Linked DNA regions of Homo sapiens: region 1 is linked to region 2. A link is an interaction called in ENCODE POLR2A ChIA-PET data of the cell type or tissue named here. Cell type or tissue: B cell. All regions are shown on one strand.

What was found. ChIA-PET counts read pairs that join two places held together with the same protein. Peaks named below come from ENCODE experiments on the same cell type or tissue, not always from the same donor. Only the 100,000 strongest peaks of a DNase experiment are listed, where the experiment ranks them.
Region 1: POLR2A ChIA-PET joins it to region 2 with 11 read pairs; 4 of 35 experiments call an interaction of 5 or more read pairs at or near these places.

Annotation. Positions count from the first base shown.
Region 1 is chr1:151,544,032-151,546,531 of GRCh38, reverse strand. The region is part of intron 1 of TUFT1 (tuftelin 1); the gene reads right to left. It overlaps MIR554 (microRNA 554), which reads right to left and starts at 736; the gene lies at 641-736. In B cell, no CTCF peak of the experiment used is centred here; no DNase peak of the experiment used is centred here; H3K27me3 peaks cover 570 bases.
Region 2 is chr1:151,665,608-151,668,107 of GRCh38, reverse strand. SNX27 (sorting nexin 27) reads right to left here. Exons shown (of 12, transcript NM_001330723.2): 6 at 2,097-2,175. Among named protein-coding and RNA genes, the nearest start is that of CELF3, 50 kb to the left of the region's middle. In B cell, no CTCF peak of the experiment used is centred here; no DNase peak of the experiment used is centred here; H3K27ac peaks cover 777 bases.

The sequences.
Region 1 (2,500 bases), 120 kb after region 2:
GGGGGAAATGGGGAGTGACTGCTAATGGGTCAGGATTTCTTTATAAGGTAAGGAAATGTTCTAAAATTGATTTATTGATGATTGCACAACTCTGTGAATGTACTAAAAACCACTGAGTTACATACTTTAAATGGGGTATATGAATTATATCTCAATAAAGCTGTTCATAAAAAATTATATGAAGCTCATGGTAAGGCTTCAATAAATCACAATTCTAATTTAAAAAATAAAAGAGAGTGAGGCTCTGGAAAGACTTGGCATTAAACTACTTGAGCTTCTGAGGTCCTAAAGGAATGTCACCTATTCCACAGTAAAGACAAGTCTTCAGATTGCAGCTGATAAAAAAATTCCAAGTCCACCCGGGTGTTGGAGAACCTCTCTGGCCAAGACAAATCCAAAAAAAGAAAAAGAAAAAGAGAGAGAGGATGAAAAAAATGCAAATAGTTCCCAATTAATGTAGATAAATTTTAAAATGCATTAAAGTAATGGTAAAGACAATAAAAAGATGCTGTAGAAAAAAAAAAAAAAGAAAAAAATGCAAATATTCGAAAGAAAGATAAAACTGATATATTACTTAAAGAAACCAGAGCAGCAGGGGACACCAGCTGCCTTGGTCATGAGGTCTAAAAAAGAAGAGGAAAGATGCCCAGAGAGAGATGCCAAAATATGAACCCTGACCCATCACCAGTCTAAGACCAGTACTGGCTGAGTCAGGACTAGCAAAGGTTACTCAGGTCTTCACCCTGGGTCTATCTGTAGGCCTTCCTCTCACCCCTGGGACTCTCCACTGGTTGAGGGACCTGGATCATCAAGGAAACGAGAAAGAAACAGGAATAAACAAAAGTCAGCATAATGAGGAGGAGCAAACCTTGCCCAAACCAGAGAGTTCCCAGACTCTTCCTCCATCCCTTGGCTGGTTGCTTATAGGAGGTTAAAACAGTCTAGTCTAAGCCAGTAGAAATAGAAAATAATAGCTAACCTCTGAGTACTTACCACATGCCAGGCACTGTGCTTCATATTTTATGTGTATTATCTAATTTAATCCTCACAACTACCTTATGAGAAGGGTGCAATTATTATCCCAGTTTTACAAGTGAGAAAACTAAGAATGAAGAAATTAAGTAATTTGCCTAAGTGAGCTTGGGCAAAGCAGACATCAAAGCCTGATTAGAGCCCACCTTAGTCAGATTCCCAGAGCCATGCTCTTTTTTTTGTTTGTTTGAGACGGAGTTTCACTCTTGTTGCCCAGGCTGGAGTGCAATGGCGTGATCTCGGCTCACTGCAACCGCCACCTCCTGGGTACATATGATTCTCCTGCCTCAGTCTCCCAAGTAGCTGGGATTATAGGTGCGCACCACCACACCTGGCTAATTTTGTATTTTTAGTAGAGATGGGGTTTTGCCATGTTGGTCAGGCTGGTCTCGAACTCCTGATCTCAGGTGATCCACCTGCCTCAGCCTCCCAAAGTGCTGGGATTACAGACGTGAGCCACTGCACTCAGCCCAGAGCCATGCTCTTGACCACAATGCTATTAACAGAAACTAGTTTATTACATTACCAAAAATTGTAATACAATTACACTGGGAGGATGGGAAGGAAGCATGTCAGGGGTGGGAGTATAGATTTTCCTATAATTCCTACAACAGAAGTCAATAGATGTCTAAAACTGATAAATCAATTAAAATCACTGTAAGCATATTATTTAGAAACATGGAGGTAAACACAAAACAGCTCAAAGAGTAGAAAGTGGTTACTTCCATGGAGCAGAACTTGGAGCAGGGGACTGCTATTTTCTTTTAAAAGCCTTTTGATATTATTGATACTTTGATACTTTAAAATCATGCACATATGTGATTTTAAATGTCCGAGATCACGTCGTTGCACTCCAGCCTGGGCAACAAGAGTGAAACTCCTTTGATAAAAAGTGATTTAAGAGGCCAGGCACGGTGGCTCACGCCTGTAATCCCAGTACTTTGGAAGGCCGAAGCGGGCAGATCATTTGAGGTCAGGAGTTTGAGACCAGCCTGGCCAACATGATGAAACCCCATCTCTAGTAAAAGTACAAAAATTAGCTGGGCATGGTGGCCCATGCCTGTAATCCCAGCTACTCGGGAGGCTGAGGCAGGAGAATTGCTTGAACCAGGGAGATGGAGGTTGCAGTGAGCCAAGATTGTGCCACCGCACCCCAGCCTGGGTGACAGAGTGAGACTCCATCCTCCCCCTCCCACCGCCCAAAAAAAAGGTGATTTAAGGCCAGGTGCAGTGGTGCACACCTGTAATCCCAGCACTTTGAGAGGCCGAGGCAGGAAGATTACTTTAAACCAGGAGTTCAAGACTAGCCTGGGCAACATAGTGAGAACCCATATCTACGAAAAATGAAAAATTAGCTAAACATGTTGAGTATGCCTGTGGTCCCAGCTACTTGGGAGGCTGAGGTGAAAGGATCCCTTGAGTCCAGGAGTTCAAGGCTGCAGTGAGCTATGATCACACCACTGCACTC
Region 2 (2,500 bases):
GACCTTACCAGATGCCCAATTTTGAACCCAGTCTTAAAGATGTTTGGTAGACATCAGCTGAAAACCAGCAGAATCATGAAACAAATAGACCTTTTTTCTTTATAAATTACCCAGCCTCAGGTATTCCTTTATAGCAACACAAAATGGACTAAGACACAGATCAGTTAACATGACAACTCTGCAAACAGCACCAACTCCAAATTTAGTTAAAATATCTAATCCATTAGCTAGTTACAGCTCATGTCCACTAAACATCTTTTTTTTTTTTTTTTTTTTTTTTTGAGACGGAGTCTCGCTCTGTCGCCCAGGCTGGAGTGCAGTGGCGGGATCTCGGCTCACTGCAAGCTCCGCCTCCCAGGTTCACGCCATTCTCCTGCCTCAGCCTCCCAAGTAGCTGGGACTACAGGCGCCCGCCACTACGCCCGGCTAATTTTTTGTATTTTTTTAGTAGAGACGGGGTTTCACCGTTTTAGCCGGGATGGTCTCGATCTCCTGACCTCGTGATCCGCCCGCCTCGGCCTCCCAAAGTGCTGGGATTACAGGCGTGAGCCACCGCGCCCGGCCCACTAAACATCTTTAAAGCAAGCCTCTCCTCTTACCCAGCTATGGTACATTCAGAGTCTCTCATGTGGCAATTCTCAATGAACTGCTTTTATTGTTAAGGCCAAAAGGTTTTTTCCGCCCACCTCCAAAAATCCTACAGCATTCCTCAAACTGAAAACTGTCTTCTGAGTAATGTTACTTCCTCTTTCTAACAGCCACTCGAGCAGGATAAAAAAACTACCACTTTTAATTTCTAAATTGCCTTTTTGTGGAAAGGCTGAGAGGCTGAGTTTTCTTTTCTTTCCTTTTTTTTTTTTGAGACAGGGTCTCACTTGTTGCCCAGGCTAGAGTGTTGTAGCACAATCATAGCTCACTGTAGCCTTAACCTCCTAGGCTCAACTGATCCTCCTACCTCAGCCTCCTAGCTTGGACCGCCTGCATGTGTCACCATGCTTGGCTAATTTTTAAAATTTTTTTAGAGATGGCAATCTCACTATGTTGCCTAGGCTGGTCTCAAACTCTTGGGCTCAAGCAATCCTCCTGCCTCGGCCTCCCAAACTGCTGAGATTACTTCCTCTCTCAATGTTTACTTGGCTTTATAACACTACAAAAGACAGATTTAATATTTTCCATTTTATAGAAAGTGAAACTAAAGCTTAGAAAAAAAATAAGGTTAGAATCCAGATGTCCTGGTACCTTAGTAATCCTTTGTAACATAATTTACATCTGTCTAGTTACACTGCTGTGAGTTGGGAAGAAAAAAAATATTAGGGAGATGGCTGCTTTAGGGGAATCAAAGTTATTCTACCTGGACCTGAGATAGCAAGGCAACCTAAATCTACCAAACTCTCCCCCTTTCTGGGATAAGGAAGGTCTAATCAACCAATATTATCTATATCAATTTTGGCCTTAGCCCTGTATAAATATATATGACATGGAAGAGACCCATAAACTGTAGGAAATCTATGTCATTCAGAGAGAGCCCTCAGACTCTCTCCCCTTTGTAGTCTCAATGCAACCAATGTGACCACCATCCCTAGCTTTTATAAAATAAAATATAAATTTCCTGTCACCACACAATAAAATTTCCTTGGAAGAGGAAATTTATTCACACAGAAACTTAAATGTATGCATTAAAACAAGGCTTTTAACCAACACATATCTTCCTAACTTCTGAAAACAGAAAGCTACGCTTAAGAATCTTTACAAAAATCCTATAAAGTACACTAAAACAACATGTGGCTAAATAGAACATCCCATTTTTAAGCCTGTTTTATTGGAATATATGAATTTTGAACCTCAGATTTAAAAGAACCTCATGAAAGCATCTTCCGATTCATTGCTAGTTATAACCTATACTTACAAAAGAGGAAAAAGAATCAACAGTGATCAGACATGCTTATGACCTGAGTTTAATGGGATATGCTTGGTCTGATTGTTAGAGACAGTTCTAATGAGTGGGATCTCCCCTTGTCTTCAAGCTCTTCTCTAGGTAAATGTTTCTTTCTCATAGTATTAGAAAACAAAACTTAGTATCAGCCACTGGTACTTACCAAAGGAGTGACTGATCACTTCAAATAAGGCAAAGTAATTCACTGTCGTACTGTCCATGCCAACCTTTGCTGCGATAGCCTAAGGTTAAACAGGATAGATTGGTTTCAAGAAAATTAAGTCAGACAATGCTGTAGGAAAAAGCAGGTGTATGTCTGTGGAGGAGGGAAAGGGGAGAGGTTCTGCCATCTTGGCCTCACAAAAATTGCATTAATGGTCCATAGCTATCCTTCTTTGTATGTATGTGTACATGCATGCACGCATACATATATATGAAAGAAAAGGGAAAAAACACCTGTATCTGCCCCAACAGCTATTATCTCTAAATACGAGCTTCTCCCTTCCAGTGTAAGCTGATAATAGTCTCTCCTTAAATATCAGCTTCCCTCTCTAAAATAACTTCATT